3 separate regions of the Homo sapiens genome follow, and regions 1 and 2 are each linked to region 3. Evidence: read pairs that join two places in POLR2A ChIA-PET (ENCODE). Cell type or tissue: MCF 10A. All regions are shown on one strand. Each heading gives the region's core, and the rest is flanking DNA. Links, peaks and the distances in the headings are about the cores only.

The links. Peaks named below come from ENCODE experiments on the same cell type or tissue, not always from the same donor. Only the 100,000 strongest peaks of a DNase experiment are listed, where the experiment ranks them.
Region 1: POLR2A ChIA-PET joins it to region 3 with 19 read pairs; 5 of 35 experiments call an interaction of 5 or more read pairs at or near these places.
Region 2: POLR2A ChIA-PET joins it to region 3 with 10 read pairs; 2 of 35 experiments call an interaction of 5 or more read pairs at or near these places.

Annotation. Positions count from the first base shown.
Region 1 is chr6:105,316,172-105,322,016 of GRCh38, reverse strand. The region is part of intron 10 of PREP (prolyl endopeptidase); the gene reads left to right. Among named protein-coding and RNA genes, the nearest start is that of PREP-AS1, 40 kb to the right of the region's middle. In MCF 10A, for the core only: CTCF peaks have their summits at 3,722 and 3,926; DNase peaks (open chromatin) are centred at 2,466 and 3,136.
Region 2 is chr6:105,162,056-105,167,900 of GRCh38, reverse strand. POPDC3 (popeye domain cAMP effector 3) reads left to right here. Exons shown (of 4, transcript NM_022361.5): 2 at 5,741-5,845. POPDC1-AS1 (POPDC1 antisense RNA 1) reads right to left here. Exons shown (of 4, transcript NR_037157.1): 3 at 1,199-1,357. Among named protein-coding and RNA genes, the nearest start is that of POPDC3, 15 kb to the left of the region's middle. In MCF 10A, for the core only: no CTCF peak of the experiment used is centred there; a DNase peak (open chromatin) is centred at 3,220.
Region 3 is chr6:105,370,343-105,376,187 of GRCh38, reverse strand. It overlaps PREP (prolyl endopeptidase), which reads left to right. Exons shown (of 15, transcript NM_002726.5): 4 at 1-63; 5 at 2,610-2,819. Among named protein-coding and RNA genes, the nearest start is that of PREP, 30 kb to the left of the region's middle. In MCF 10A, for the core only: no CTCF peak of the experiment used is centred there; DNase peaks (open chromatin) are centred at 1,977 and 3,177.

The DNA.
Region 1 (5,845 bases), core at 234-5,233, 54 kb after region 3:
CCTTGCCTGGGTATCCCCAGCAAGGATAGGTGTGCCTCTCCTATCAGGAATGTCAGGGACACCCAGGCAGCACCCAGCAAGTGTTCTCTCCTCTGCTCTCAAGAGCACACTCTCAGCTGCCCTAGGTAGGACGGGGTAGGGTTGCACGAGAGAGATCCTAATCTTCTCATGTCTATGAGGGGGCTCAGCTCTGTGTAAAAAAAGATACTGTTTTCCCCTTTTTTCCACTTCCCACAGACATTTAGTACCCAAGTGTATAATTGCCTTTGGAGTCTGGGAAAGGGAAGGACCCCTATAATAATGACAACTGCCAGGGAGGCCGCTTCTTCCAGGGAAATATCTCTTACTGCTTAGTATGATTGGGGTGTTTCCTCTATTAGATGGCTTTTTTTTCCTATTCTGATAATGGTAATATTCTTTATAGATGACAAGCTAGTTACCACCTAATATATATTGTTTTCATTTACAAATGAAAAGATAAAACATGGCAGCTAAGAAAGTGCTTCTGTGGAATACAAACCTAACAGCCACATACATAGCAGCCTGGAATGTCCAGGTTAAACCGTGGAGAACATGCGCTTCGGCGCTGCCAGGTGCCTGTGGCACTGGAACTCTCCCAGAATTTCCCTGTACCTGGCTCTCCACTTCCCAAACAAAAGTTCCGGGCATTGAGCCTCTTAAATACTTACAGTTTTTTATTTGTACTGCTGTAATAGGAGGAATAAAAAGACTCATGATAAATATTTAAACAGTACCTGGATAGTACAGATCTTAATGCGTTGCTCTTCATTTCCATATTTAGAAAATGCAACTTTGCCCATAAACAGGGTATAGCCTGTATGTATAATGCCAATAGAAGATTTGTATCTACTGATTATATACCTCATACACGTAGTACTGTTATTAAAATAGAATTCTTTCGTTGTGTAAAAGGTGCCTTTGAAGCACAATATGATGTCACAACATCATTGACTTGTATGGCTTAAAATCTGTTGTGCAGTGGTTTAGATTCAAGTGTATGTGTGCAGCAGAGCTTTGACATGCAATGAGAGCGTGACAGATGTTCTCACATTTTGATTAGGCTCTTGGCAGTGTTGCCAACAATGACCTCCCATTGTAAAAAGCAGACTCTGGAGAGGGATTTGTGGATGAATGGAAAGCATCCTAAAGGTGTGTAATAGAAGCCACATTTTTGCTTCTATTACATTTTATTTTCATTTTCAATTACTTTAGGATAATGTTACTTTTGATTCCACTTGACCCTGGGGTTTGTATTTACCTCATAGGTGACTTGAAAAGAGTATCTTATCTCCCAGGCTATGTTTCATTTCTTTGTTCATTCCGTGAGGCATATTATCATTTTGATGTGAATACTGCAGCACAGATTACTGTGCATGGTTAGTCAACACTATGACCAAGAACCTCTTTTAATGGCACTGCCTACCTGGTGGTGTAGCTGATAAAATAGACCAGCCAAGGAGAAGGAGAAGGGCCAAAGAAACATGGCTAAATGAGCCACAGAGTGCTCCTCTTTGTGTGATCTGTTAATATATTCCCTTAAGACCCTGAGCATCTCGACTGGGAAGGTGAGGGATCTGGTGTCATATTTTACAGACAGACACAAAACAGAGCTGCTCTCTACACAGCCTTCATCCATTCCTGATTATAGCTGTGGGTAGAAAATTGATCTGTACCAGAAATACAGTTTTGAAAATCTGATCCTAGAAACACTGTCAGTTTATCTTCCAATCTGGAACACAGATAAGAATTCAGTTTTAGATAGGTTTATCAAATCTGCAATTGATTCATCTTTTTCCTGCTTTTTATTGTGAATGATACAACCACGTAATATTGATTAAAATTTGTGTGCCATTGTCTTTTAAAAAGAAGTTGAAATATTGAACATAGAAATTATATTTGTAAAACAGATTTGGTGGTAAGTGAATTTACCTGAAAAATCTGTCTACATTTACAGTCAGCAATATGTTTCATTTTAAACAAAGTGAAGTAATAGGGAAATGATAGTTAAATGTTGCCTATCAATAAATATTCATAGTATGATATGCAACGCCAGGTACTGTTTGAATACAAAGAAATTCCAGACATAAGCACTGCCCCTGACTAGAAAGTTGAAACATACAGATGTGAAAAGATTGAAGAACCCAAGGATGTTATCACAGTGGTCAGGGGAAAGGCACAGGCTTCGGTCAGTGCTGTGGTGGTCAGAGGCCATCCTGGCTTGGGTAAAGGAGGAAGCCTTCACAGGAGGGATGGAAGTTGGGCAGGGCTTTGAGGGAATGGGTGTTTTTTAATGCCCAGTTCCCCACTGAGATTCCTGAACAATTTTACCACTGCCCTTTGTTCAAAGACTGCTTCTGCTTTTTTGTTACAGTAAATTCAAGAAAATAATAATCCTACTCTCAGTACCCTGTGCGATGGTTGCCTGGGGCACTTCTCAGTTGATGGAATAGTGTACTGTGGTTGAATGTGGTGTCACAAAGGAATTTAATGTAGCAAAAATACACTTTGATTCCTCAGTGTTTCATCATTGTTCAGCCAGCTAGAGATTGGCTTTTCTTCTTGCAAAATGAAAGACAAAATTTATAGACCTGAAAAGAACACTTAACTGAGTCTATACCCTGAATCAACTCCATTAACAAGCATCTACATTTTATAAAAGTCAGTATAAATTAAGAGAATCCAAGTACTCATATTTTAAGAAGGGGAGCAAACTTAATACAAAGGAAAAATAATAAAGATTTTATAAGTAGTTAACATTGATTTTATTATCTTTACTGTTGTTCTCTTATACTTAATAGGAATTTGGCTTTTCTGGGGATTACCTGCTATAGTACATATGAAACATCAGTAACATCCCTAAGGCGGTTTGCTTTGCAGCCGAGCCAAAATGCTAAAGTAAGAAGAATCTTTGGCTTTACCAACATGCCTTGGGGTGGAGGGAGTGGGATTTTTTTTCCCTTTAATTCAGATTTTTCTAATCTTAGTGATAGCTGATTTGTGCTTGCTAGCATATAGGCTTTGCCATTCAAAGAACATATTTTCAGAACATTAATTCGTGTTTCAATACTCATTAACTTCTGCGCCAAGTTCATGACACATGCAGCTTTTGAGTGTTGACTCATCCACATCCTTGGTGAGCTGACTAGTGAACGAGTGGCAGTGTCTTCCCATAGCAGCGTGTTCGTGTGATTGGGTATAGGTCAGAAATTTTCAGAACGTTTTAGTGAAGAGTGAATGGGGCAGCATTTTCAAAAAGAAACTTTCTGAGGGGTCACTCTATTTTCATATGGTTAGGAAACTGCTTGAATTGGTATCGGTTCTTGCTGATTTATTGCCTGAGCATTTGTGTTATTTCTGATATTACGCTTCATGGCAACATATTTTACTTTAGAATTTCCCCCATCATGCAGGCATTCTAGCTTGAGAGCGTAGTGTTCATATTCAGAGTGTACATACTTGTATCCCTTTCTCCTTCTCTGGATACCAGCTGTGTGACTCTGGAAGATAAGTCTGTTTTCTTGCTGTCTTATAATAGAGAAGTAAGTTATGTGGCTGAAGTCTGTAGTTGCTGCAGTCTCTGCTCCACTGTACATAAATTCTCTACCATGTCTAAAAGAGGACATTACTCTGCAGCAACCTGAGACTACATAACCTATGATATGGTGAATGGGTATGTGTCAGCTGGCTTATAAAGATGTTTGTTAGGAAGTGACTTGCATCCTCTATCTGCTTATGTCTTATTGGTGAAAACATACTCACACTCGGTTGCAAAGAGGTTTTGAGATGTAGTTTTATTCCCAGAAAAAAAAAATGTGACTAGCTAAAAATTAGGGCCTTTTTATCAAGGAAACAGGAGGAATAGATAGATATTGCGGGACAACTAGCAGTCTGCCACACAAGGCAAAAAAAGGCCTTTGGCAAGAGCTTTTTGGTGTAGACCCTGAGATCAGGGCACCCAAATGCCACCTGGTGGCCAGGTACCTAAATCTCAGGATCAGGATTGGAAAAATGAAGGCTCCTAAAAAATAGAATTTTCAGATACTGTAATTGTTGACAGCAGAAATCACATACTACAAAGACAGAAGCACCTGTTAAGGAGGCACTCCTCCCTTGGAGAAAGAAATTTAATACTGTTTCTAGAACATGAAGCGTGATGCAAGCGTATGGGAATATTTGGGCATTAGGATGGACTCTGAGGGATTGCCTGGCACGGTGAGGAAGCTGTGTAAGCTAGTGTCCAGATGGCTCTCCAGGTGTTTGATTCTCTGCTAAGTCAGCATCTTGCCTGGGGTGACCAACTCCCAACTGCCCTCCTTCACAGTCCCTGAGCAGGATGTGGACACAGTCCATCCTTGGGCCTGGTGTTTGGAATGGAAGCATGGCACGAACCCACCTACAGAAAGGTAATCAGGTCCCTAATTTCATAGCTGCCTCCTTTGCTTTTTCCTAGGTGGTATGTTTTTCCACTAATATGATTCTGGCCTCAGGACAAGTTATATGCCTTCCAATTGCACGTACATTAGAGTTCATCTAATGGAGCCCTCTTATTTTACAGACAAGGAAACTAAAATTCAGTCAGTGTAAGTGTATTAACAGAGGTTACACTGTTAACAGTTGACAGAGCCAAGACTAGAACTTACAACTCCAGATCTATGCTAATCCTGCACATTTTGTTATCAAGATAAGTTATTCTCGCTATAGCTCAGGATTTTTTTTTCACCTCTTAAATAAACATGTTAGCCAGGCACAGTGCCTTATAGCTGGAATCCCAGCACTTTGAGAGGCTGGTGCAGGGAGATCACTTGAGACCAAAAGTCCAAGACCAGCCTGGGTAACATAGCAAGACTCCATTTCTACAAAAAAATATATATATTTTTTTTTAATTAGCCAGGCACGGTGGTATACAACTGTAGTACTAGCCACTCAGGAGGCTGAGGCAGGATGATCATTTGAGCCCAGGAGTTCAAGGTTACAGTGAACTATGATTGTGCCACTGCACTCCAGCAAGACCCTATCTCTAAAAAAAAAAAAAAAAATTAATTAGACTAAATGGCCTCTAAATCCCTAAGCTTTCTTACCTCTAAAAACTATAGTTTCTACACCATGTAAGTATCTTGTGATTACTTTGTAGATCCTTACAGAACCTATTAGATAACAATACTCAGTGTAAAAGGGAAGACAATGAGGGACCACAAATTTATATTTTTATGATTTGTAAATATGATTTATTTAATGACTTGTTTTATAAATAGTTTTAAATACTAAATATTTTATAATGAATGTTAATGTTCACTTCTAGTCTCCTTGTTACATATTAATGGAGATTTTACTGCCTTTTCCATTAGTTTATTTATGTCATACAGGCATAACTCGTTTTATTTTGCTTTATTGTATTGTACTTTGCAGATTCCTCGTTTTTTAAAAACTGAAGGTTTGAAGCAACCTTGTGTTGAACAAGTCTGTTACCACCATTTTCCCAACAGCATGTGCTCAGTTCGTGTCTGTCACATTTTGATAATTCTCACAATGTTTCAAGCTTTTTCATTATTACATCACAGTGAGCTTTGATGTGACGATCGTCATTGTTCTGGGGCATCACAAATGCGCTCATAGAAGGTGGTGAACTTAACTGAAAAATGCTGTGTGTGTTCTGACTGCTCCATCCGTCAGCTATACCCTCATCTCTCTCCCTCTCGTCAGACCGCCCTATTCCCTGAGACATAACACTGTTAAAATTAGGCCAAATAATAACCCTACAGTGGCCTCCAAATGTTCAAATGCAAGGAAAACATGCACATCTCTCACTTTAAATCAAAAGCTAGAA
Region 2 (5,845 bases), core at 234-5,233, 210 kb after region 3:
GCCACATAAACAACATTTTTTTAAAGTAAGAACCAGTGAAGGCAGCTTTAATAATAGGTTTTACTTAACCCACTATTTCTAAAACACTGTCATTTCAATATGTAATCAATATAAACATTAATGACATATTCTTTACTTTTTTTTTTTTTTTTTTGAGGCTGAGTCTCGCTCTGTTGCCCAGGCTGGAGTACAGGGGCATGATCTCAGCTTATTGCAGCCTCTGCCTCCCAGGTTCAAGCAATTCTCCTGCCTCAGCCTCCCGAGTAGCTGGGATTATAGGCACCCACCATCACATCTGGCTAATTTTTGTATTTTTAGTAGAGACGGGGTCTCACCATGTTGGCCAGGCTGGTCTTGAACTCCTGGCCTCAAGTGATCCATCCTCCTCAGCCTCCCAAAGTGGTGGGATTACAGGCGTGAGCCACCATGCCCAGCCTATTCTTTACTTTTGTACAGTCTTCACAATCTATTGTGAACACTTTCATTTCTCCCTATGCTCTTTTTCAATAATCTTAACAACCCTAGTTTTTATTTAGCATTGACCTGTGTGATAGTAACTGCTAAATCTCTCTCCCTTTATCCTACCCCTTATCCTCTGCTGTAAATTCTGCTACTCAGAGCATCAGATTAAACATGGCTAAAACTGAGTTCCTTTTTCCTCTGACTTTTTCCCTAACTTCAAGATCTTGTATAACCCCAAAATGTCTTCAACCCTTCTTCGTTCCTCTGTTTCAATAGATCCTTTCACCTCTTCCTCATAGTCTAATACATGCTTCCCTTTTTTTTTTAATTCAACATCTAAACTGTTGATTCAGGAGCTTTCTGATTTATTAAGCCTTATCCCAAGCTTATTTCAAACACTGTTTTTCTACCTGTGCACTCTTGTCTTTATTAGTGAATGTTTACTAAAGACCACTTTGTGCTAGACAGAGGAAAATTTCAAATATATTTATATAAATATATATATACACACACACAATGCTCTATCAATAAAGCTGTTATTCTACACACACACACACACACACACACACAACCATCTATGTTCATTTTTTTAAATGCTTGAATATGTAACCCAACTGAAAAAATTAAAAAATTGTGATGCTTTAAAAAGGAAAAATATACATAATGGTCAGTATGACACAATCTATGATGGAGGCTATGTAGACAGATAATAAAGGCCATTAAAAACTCAGCTTACAAGGTGCACTTCAGGCCACCATGGTCAGGGAAGGCTGCTGCAAAATTTCCACAAGCTTCATCCCTCTTGGACTGATGAGTGTACGGAAGGAAAACGTCTTTTCACCGAGGTAAAGGATGGAAGTGAGAACACATGAAGAGGAAATGTACCTTTCTGGCTCTTTAAAAACAAGGATTAAAATCCAGATCCTTTATTCTGTGGAATGTTCTGGTGTCTCTTTTCCCTCCCCCACCCCCACCTGTCACCTCCTTCCTATCTCTTAGATTTGTTCGACACTTCTTAACCCTGGTTGAACATCAAAATCCCTGGGAAGTTTGTGAAAAAAATTCAGTGCCCCGGCGACAAAACAGGCCAGTTAAGTAACAGTCTCTGGAGCTGGGCCCCAGTCAAACACCTGGTGTTAAGACCTGCAGTCTTAATTCAGTTCTGCCACTCGGCTCTATATTTTGACCCATGTTTGGAATCATCTTCTACTCCACATCATACAGAGTCATGTCATTTTAGAGCTCTTATGATGTTGTCCAATTCTTTCATTTTACCAATGAGGAAACCAGTCTAAGGAGATGAAAATCACATAGCTATCTAGGGATACAGCTAAGACTAGAACCCTTCTCTTGGGTGGAATCTTAGTTCCATTATAAGCAATGTGACATTGAACAACTTAGTTTTTTGCTGAATTTAAATTTTCTTATGTGTAAAATGGAGATAATAGTACTTTCCTCCTGGGGTTGTTAAATGAGATAATTTTAAAAATATGCCTGGCACATAGTTGCTGGGTAAATGTACCACCTCAAGGACAAGTCAAAAAAACTAAGAAAATGATAATTTAGCTTAGGGAACACATGCCAAAGTTGAGAGCTGATCCCAATTAATGAGTAGAATATTGATGGAATTTTCAGTTTGTGGGTTGCTTAGCAACCAAAACTCACTCAATACCACTGACTACCCAAGTTGTTGTTTTTAATCAAAGCAATAAACTGTTCTTAAGGAGTTCAAGGTTGTGAACAGACAAAAGGATTCCCTTATGCATTTGGGGTTGTGCCAGGCATTTTGAAAAAGTGATGCCCCAGCTCCTCTGTGTTTTTGCACTTAAACATCTTGGACATTTGGAGCCCCCCAATTCTGTGCCCATAGATGACAGAAGATGTTACAATATCTGTTACATTGGATAGAGAGTGAGAAGGGAGAAGGCAGAGTGCTTGCACTTCTGTACCAATGTATTAAGCCAAACTTATTGAGTGCTAAGGCTCAGAAATACAAAAGCATTTGTCTTTGCCCCTGCTGCCCCTGAGAATTTCAGTCTAGGAGAGGAAACCAGTCAATATTGAATAATACAGCAAATTATTCATGAGCGGCTCTCTGTGTCTCCAGCAGTATTCTAAGAGTTACAGACTGAACAGTACAAGAACTTATAGGGTAAGTCTGAAATATCCATGGTTAGGATTTTTATTTTCTTGGCAAAGCAGCCCTGGAAGAATATCCCACTTGGGTTCCCCAAAACATTAATATTTGATTCACAGTCTTGAGAGCTGGCACTGAATGTTGGAGAGGGTCTAAAGAGGGGCGGACGGGAATTGGAGCTCCATGCCACCACCTGTTTTACCTGAAGCCAGAGACTCAACCAATCTGTGCCCTTCTTTTCTCATTTGTAAGCTGGACATGATGATTTAGATTCTGCCTCCCTCGTGGCAATGAGATAATAAATGCAGAAGTTCTGTTGCAATAAATGCAGTTTCTAGCTAATTTGCCAGCAGGTTTACTTTGCATTTCATTGAGCATCCTTGTATCTTCATTTACATTTCCTATTCCTTTATAACTCGTAATCTTAACAATTTAAAGAGAAAAAAACCCAGATGAGCTTGGAACAACTGTGTTTATTTGCACTTAAGTTTGTCTTCATCATTTGTAGCTCAGTGTGCTAACTTACTTTGCAGTGAAGATCAACTCTAGTGCTTAGGAAAGAAATCCATTGTGCCACTTTGGCATGTCAGCATTTATTTACGCAAAACATGACCTCAGGCTTACAGGCCTTTAAGGCAGACAGCTGGTTGATGAATCATGTTGGACATTCATATAGTGCTGCTGGCACATGTCAGAAGGACACTCCTGCTCATCACCTGCCCCTGTCAGTTCTTCCACTTCTAATAAAGCATATCTGTTTTGGTGACCAAATAAAAACACAAGTGAAGAAGGGCTGGGTGTGGAGTAATTTAATCAGGGCAAGTCAGCACGCTGCATTGAGCAGTACAGTATCAAGGATAAAAAGATGGTTTGGTAACAGCTGAATGAAACGAAGTAGATTAGTAAAGATGGAAGCACAGTTCCCCTTATAATCATAATGGGTCATGACCCTGGAATGCAGAAGCCCCAATATATCCTACAAATCAAGATTTTTAAGGAGACAGGATTCCCAGAAGTTCCCTTCTGAATTGCCACGAACGTTTTACATGGCCTTTCTCTATTAGCATCATTTTAACATTTCGCTGAGGATTATAAATTTTTAAGGAAGTTCAAACCAAAGTTCAGAGCTCCACTAGCAAATCTTTTTAAACTGGCTTTCGTGGGTGTGTTTGGTATCCTGAAGAATTGATTGATTTAAAATACCCTAGTTTTGAAACAGCAGGGAGACTGACATTTGCAGCCTGGTATTTTGCAGTTCTCACTACTCATTGTATTTGAACAATAATTTTTCTTTGTTGTAATACCCAGTAGAATAAAATTTTGTGCTTTGTTTAAAAGAGGAGAAATTGAACATGTTCAGGATGCTGGCCTGTCTTCAATTTCATCACCATCATCTCGTAGATTGATTGATGGGGAGAATAATTAGGGATATGCAGCATGTTTGAAATGTATTTGAAAACAAGCAAAAACAACAATATGACTATAAGTTGTAAGTCTAAGCTTTTTTTTTCTTTTTTTTTAAATGATTCACCTGGCAGTGTTCTTGAAGTCATTACTTACTGAGAAAAGAATCACTATCCAAGATGAAAAATCAGGAACTTCAACAACAGCTCCTTTATTTCCATTTCTACTTCTGTTGGTGATTACACTGTTCCATTTTTTACTCCAGCTAAGTCATTTTCACCTCTGTATTTTTTCTCCTATGGGGCAAGATCTGTGATATCTGATAGTTTATTAACAGGTGTGCTGGAAATAATCTATTTCAAAAATAAAACACTAAATATAGCACACAAGTTCAAGGCTTTTGAATGTTACCATGGTTTTAAAAAATCAATGTCATGAATGCTTTACACTGAAATCATTTATTGTTAGGAAACTGGGTGGCAAATGATACATATATCCTGTAGCTCTGTCATCATGGCTAATGCTCTCCTGACTCAGATTACATATTAGCATTTCCACCATATGGCTGAAAGGGTAGAGAATGTATGTGCAGAGGAACAGAGTTGGTAATATTTTTGACCATCTGATAAATAAATATGTAAGTAACAGGAATATTAATATTTATTTCATCATATGATGCAAGCTTTAACCTGAAATAACCACTAATACAACAAAGTAGTACATTTGTTTCTCAAATAATTTCAATCTAATTTATTAAATATTTCCATAGTCAATTAATGCTCTTAGAATGTGACTTCTAATTATGTTTCTTATGTTTATTGATATAGTAGGGTTCCTTATCATGCCAAATTTAAAAATCTTTCCTGAGAGGCCACACGATTGGACCCAGCATATGGGCATGAGCGCCAAAGTTCTGCTCTGCCAGTGACCACTGTGTGGCCTGGGATAAATTACCTGACCTCTCTAAGCCTCAAATTAATGTGTAAAGAGTGAATAATCTATTATCAGACAGTATCCCTCAAAGGGTGGGCCATGGAGGACCATGGATTAACACATCAGAATCACATGGGGAGCTTAAAATACAAACATCTGGGCCCCACCCGCAATGATTCTGGTTCATGTATCTGGAAGCAGTCCATGAATCTGCAAATATATATATGTATTAATACAGAGTCTTACTCTTTTCGCCTAGGCTGAAGTGCAGTGGTAAGATGATCTCGGCTCACTGAAGCCTGTCTCCCAAGTTCAAGTGATTCTTGTGCCTCAGCATCCTGAGTAGCTGGGATCCCAGGCGCACGCCACCACGCCTGGGTAATTTTTCTATTTTTAGTAGAGACAGGGTTTCGCCATGTTGGCCAGGCTGGTCTCGAACTTCTGGCCTCAAGTGATCCACCCACCTCAGCCTCCCAAAGGGCTGGGATTCCAGGCACACGCCACCTCGCCCGGCCCGCATTTTTAGTCACTGTCCCGAGTGATTGTGAGGTACACTGAATCACTCCCATAGAGACGAGATTAATATAGAGCACTTAGCTACCTTGAAAAATATGTAGCTAATTTTAATAAATATACTTTTTATACCATAGAAATTTAACACCCAACAGCATTTGTGCTTAAAATACTCTAACTTCATAGAAAATGGGAGGTCAGCTTGCTAAGTAATGCTGCTGATCATTAAATATACCCCACAATTCTCCTTTTTGTTTAATTAGATCCTTTATCTTTTTTTCTCTTGCATAGGAAATACCAAAATATTTGCAGACTGGATCCAAATCAGGAGCCCAGATGAACTTAAAGAAGCGAGCATGGGATTCTTAGTTTTTCAAGATCCGTACACACGAAGCC
Region 3 (5,845 bases), core at 585-5,584:
GTGAGGCCAGAGTGTTCCTGGACCCCAACATACTGTCTGACGATGGCACAGTGGCACTCCGAGGTAAGTGCTACACAGAGAGGCCCGTGGAACTCCTAAGACCCTCACTTGGAGCTCTGAAGTTAGTGCAGTTGCTTTACCTCTGAAATGCCAGGCAGGGTGTGGACCATATTGTGGAACAGATGCACATACAATATCAGGAAAGCTAATTTTTGCACAGTATATTTAGAATACATGAATAGTCACATTCCTCTTTTCCACTCTGATGGCATGAAGCAGAACTGGAAAATAATTAACACTGGACCCAAATTAGCTTCTAGGGCTTCTGGAATCTTGACATATCATCATCATTTCCTCCAACATCCCTGAGACCTACCTGTGATTAGAAAAAAATAAGTCGTCTTCTATAAGAAGTTTAAGCTGTACAAAGATTATTCCAACTATAATATTAAACAGGAAAGAATGTTTATCAGATCAGTTTCCCTCTTGGGAAGGAGGCGATTAGAGTTTTAAAAATCTAGTTAATTGTCAACATGTTAGAATTACAAGTAAAAACACACAAATCTTGTAGAAATTGAACAGCTGGGTATCCTGTTCCCTGAAGATGGAGGTTTAAAGACTAAGTTTGTCCACAGTTGCTGTACATCTCCTACTTAACTCTGCCCCTAAGATAACCTCCTCCGTAGGCCATAGAGAAGATTATCCAAGGTTTCTGCAGTAAGCAGAGTTCTAGGGTAAGGAACTAAGTTATTCTCCAGTTCTGTATTTTAATAATTGTAAACTCTACAATGATAATGATGTTATAGATGACGTTGGCTCAGCATTTCTCCTGTAGTACCTTCTGGTTTTATAGAAAAAACCATATGATTAGTTATGGCCCTCTAGAATTGAGAAATTGAGACATTGAAGTCCTCTGTAATCAATAAGATGGGAGTTATAGAGCCCCGTTCCATCAGACCTGTGCAAAGACCCTTTTTTATACAAACACTTCTAACCATGATCCAGTCATTCGGTGGTCCACCTTCCCCTCCCTCTGAATAGGCTGTGTATATAAACAATGATCCTTTATCGAACCAGTATCGAAAATAAGACATCACCAGCTCAGATTCTTCCATGAATCTGAGCTTGTAGTTTTCAGTGAATTTAATACACTGGTTCTGTTGAAGTAACATATCCCATATAGGAATTCATTTAGTTTCCACAAGGATCTATCTTGCAGCCCATCCAGAGGGACAGGGTCTTAACTCCCACCCCGATAATGCATTCTTCTAGTGACTTCTTTATGGAATGTTTGCTATGGACAAAGCCTTGATGGGCGAGAAGCTAAATTAGGCATGAGACCTGCCTCAAACAGTCATTGAGTTTTCTAAGAGTGGTATTATAGGGAAGTTATCACAAAAGGAGTAAACATTCAGATTATTTTTGTAGTATATGATTTTTAAACATACTTTTCAAATCAAAATGTTTTATTTAAATTTTTCTGAAAATTTTCTGATATATATATATATATATATATATATATATATATATATATATATATATATATATATATATAAACAATTCAAACACTCCAGTGCTATGTAGAATAAAAGGTGAATATGTTTCTTTTTCCTATCACTTTCTAGACTCTTTTCTGCATTTACATACATATGAGCCTAGATACTTTATAGGACCTACAATGGTTAATGAGTAGGTTCTGTGAAATTTTAAACAAATGAAATTCCACGTAAAAGAATAGGAAACCTCTAATAATAGTTGAGCTTCTTAAAATTTTCATTACCCAATAACGTTTAGCAAACAGCCTAAGAGGAAATCTCTGGTGTCAGAGTCTCCAATAGGAGGTGTTGTATTGAATGCTTTACATACTTCATAATTAAAAAAGCTAATATGAAACACAAGTATTTGCCAGGAAACATTCCATAGTGATTAGAACATTCTGCCAGGGCCCTAAAGGACTGTACATGGCACGACAGTCTATAGACATGTTGCTTTTCCTTTCACAATTTCTTGTGGAATGTGCACTCCGGGCGCCTTCACTGCAAACCCTCAGGCTTTATTTACCTAGGCTTGTAATGGTCAGACAGTGTGGACATTGCACAGGTAATGCTTCAAAAATGAGGCTGTAACAAGGGATTTTAGATAATTTGGAATCAATCTCCCAAATTACCTAATGACTACAATTTAGTTCTATTATATGGTATGTGTCATAATTCAGTCATTACTCTAAAAGCAGTTTCCTTTTTCTCCTTATTCCCTTTAGAGTATAAATGAAATATGACAGAAGTCCCAGATGAGCTCTGCTTTTAACTGAACTGCCTATTGCATTATAAAAATTTCAAAATGAAAGCATTTTAGTAGGCATATAATCTAATATTTCATTTTATAGACAAATTAAGACCTGGAGAGGTTAGGAAGCTTGTCTAAGGTTATAAGGGTAATTCCTGTAAAACTTGGGCTGAGCCCCCGGGATTCCTCACTACCAGATTCCTATTCCTTTTATTGCCACATTCTACCTCCGTGTTATGAAAGAGAGCTTTGTTAGATGGCATAAAGGACCGTGGAGTTGTGTTCCGTGTTTGTCACTGGATGATTTCTCCTGTGTCCCATAGGTTATGCGTTCAGCGAAGATGGTGAATATTTTGCCTATGGTCTGAGTGCCAGTGGCTCAGACTGGGTGACAATCAAGTTCATGAAAGTTGATGGTGCCAAAGAGCTTCCAGATGTGCTTGAAAGAGTCAAGTTCAGCTGTATGGCCTGGACCCATGATGGGAAGGGAATGTTCTACAACTCATACCCTCAACAGGATGGAAAAAGTGATGGTGAGTGAAGACTTCAGATGAAGCACATTTTTCACAAAATGAAGTGTGACTTCAAGTGACTGAAAAGAGATGCTGAACCCTACATAGAGGTTGTGTGGTCCAGAACCATGTTTCCTCAAAGGATGTTGTATCAGTTGGCTTTGCTGTGTAATAGACCCCACCAAAATGTAGTAGCTTAGAATAATAAACATTTGTTTTTGCTATGAGCCTATGGGTTGGCCAGGTAGTTCTTCTGGCCTTGGCTGAGTTCTAACATGTATCTGTGGTCAGCTGCAGGTTAGTTGGTTCATCTTGGCTTGGCTCTTTTACATTTCTGGGCCCTCAGCTGGGACGACTAGCAGACTAGCCTGGGCTTGCTCACATGGCAACTCAGTAGAATTGCAAGACGGGGAGCTGAATGACACAGCCTTCTTAATGCCTAGGCTTGCTCCTGGCACGTCAGATTTGCTGCATTCTGTTGGCTAAAGCAAGCCAGAGGGCCAGCCCCTTTTCAATGGGTGGAGAAATAGATACAGGGAACTGCGGAAAAATGAGATCATTATTACAATCAATCAGTCCCTTATAGATGTGTTATATCTCCTAAGGAGATTATGGAGAAGGTGAATTTTTAAACCGAACCAAGCTATTTGATTATGTTGAGTGATTATAAAACTTTACTGCTACAGTAATCGCATATTCTCCTCTGATCAGAAGTTATAGGTCACCTGTTGGTTGCCATTTATCTTGATACTTTTCTCCTTGTTACTTTCTGGACACACCTTTATTGTTCTTCTCTTTAATTGCACAAAGATCCTGTTGTGTTCAAGGGGTTCCTCCCTCTTTGCTCCTTCACTTCTAAATTTTCCCAGGCAGGAAGGGCTATGTACCTTGTACCTTACTGGTACAATGTGTCATTTTCTTCCTTTTGCTACCCCACATTTCAACGTGGTATGTAGCATTTTCTTGTTATGTTGGTTGGTCTTTACAGGTAAGTTTTACAATCCCTGTGTTAGAGATTAGGAGCTTGGGCACAGAGGCTCAGTAATTTGCTGGAGGGCTGGGATCTGGCAAGAAGCACAGCTACTCCAGTGCTTTCTGCTGTACCTGTTGTCCCCTTATCATGACTTGTTGTATCTTTGTCATCTTTAAATATCCTTGCTTTCTTTTCTGTTTTTTTTTTTCCCCCACAATTGAATTGAGAATAAGGCTACAGTGTTTTTCATCTCTTGGCTATGTTTAGCTTTTTCTGCCTTTTGATTAGGCTACATCAAGACCTTTTTTATAAATTCGCCAATGAATTACAAGATGAGCTAAAAGTAGGTTTTTTATTCAAGGATGTTGGCTAAAGAAAGATGTCTGCGCTCTGGAAACGAAATTAGCTGCTTGTGTTAAGAGTGCCCCAGAGTTAGAAAATGTTAGTTATTTCCACCTTCTGGGAAACAAAAAAAGTATAACTGGCCAATTCATGTTAGAGAACGTTATTACATTAACTTGTAAAAAACAAAAGTTATTATTTACCATCAGCTTTCAGTGGCACAAAATAATAATAATTAGTAATTGTGATAGATATAAGAAAGCCAACATCTCAGTAGCCTCTCAGACTGTGATGGGAGCCTTACAAATGAAGCTAAGCAATTCCTACCATGTGCTTCTTACCAGTGTCCCTGAAAGCTCAATGACAATCACTTAAGTGCCATGAAGCTTTTTTTACATTCTGGTATTATCTTATGTTTTTCCCTCCCTTGCCCTGAAAGCTTGGTACGTCATCATAATGAAAAAAAGAAGTTCAGCCTCAAAGAAGCCTCCAAAATCAGCAAATATGAGTTAATTACTTTCAGTTTGATATTCAACCAATGCTTAACCTTTTTTTTTTTTTTTTTTTTTTTTTTGAGATGGAATCTCACTGTGTCACCCAGGCTGGAGTGCAGTGGCGTGATCTCAGCTCACTGCAACCTGTACCTCCCGGGTTCAAGTGATTCTCCTGCCTCAGCCTCCCAAGTAACTGGGACTAGTTAGCGCCATGCCTAGCTAAATTTTTTTTGTATTTTTAGTAGAGATGGGGTTTCACCATATTGGCCATGCTGGTCTTGAACTCCTGACCTTGTGATCCTCCCACCTCGGCCTCCCAAAGTGCTGGGATTATAGGCGTGAGCCACCACGCCTGGCCGATACTTAACTTTTTAAAAAGTAAAGTTTAGTTTTTAGAACAGTTTTAAGTTAACAGCAAAATTGAGAGGAAAATACAGAGACTTCTCATGTGCCTCCTGCCCCCACATATTCATTTTACCTCTCTTATTATGAACATTCCCCACCAGAGTGGTACATTTGTTTTTCATTGGTAAATCTACATTGACACATCATTATCACCCAAGTTCATAGTTTACTTTAGGGTTTGATTTTGGTGTTGTACATTCTGAAGGTCTGAACAAATGTATAGTGACATGTATCCAGTGTTGTAGTATCATACAGAGTAGTTTCCCTGGCCCTAAAAATCCTTTGTCTTCTAACAATTCATTCCTTTCTCACCCCAATCTTTGGCAGTCACTGATCTTTTTACTGTCTTTATAGTTTTGTCTTTTCCAGAACATCCTGTAGTTGGAATTAGACAGTATGTAGCCTTTTCAGATTGGCTTTTTTCGCTTACTGATAATACATTTAAGTTCCCTACAGGCCTTTTCCCAGCTTGATGGCTCATTTCTTTTTAGTGTTAAATAGTCATTGTTTGAATGTGCCACAGTGTATCCATTCACCTACTGAAAGAATGCTCAGTTGCTTCCAAGTTTTAGCACTTATGAATAAAACTTCTGTAAAAAATCTGTATGCAGGTCTTTGTTTGGACACAAGTTTTCAACTCCTTTGGGTAAAGGAGCATGACTGTGGGATCATGTGGTTAAGAGTCTGTTCAGTTTTATAAGAATCCTCCAAAACTTCCAGAGTGGCTACACCATTTTGCATTCCTGCCAGCAATGAATGAGAGTTCCTCTTGTTCCACAACGTGGACAGCATTTGGTGCTATCAGGGTTCTGAATTCTGGCCATTCTTACAGG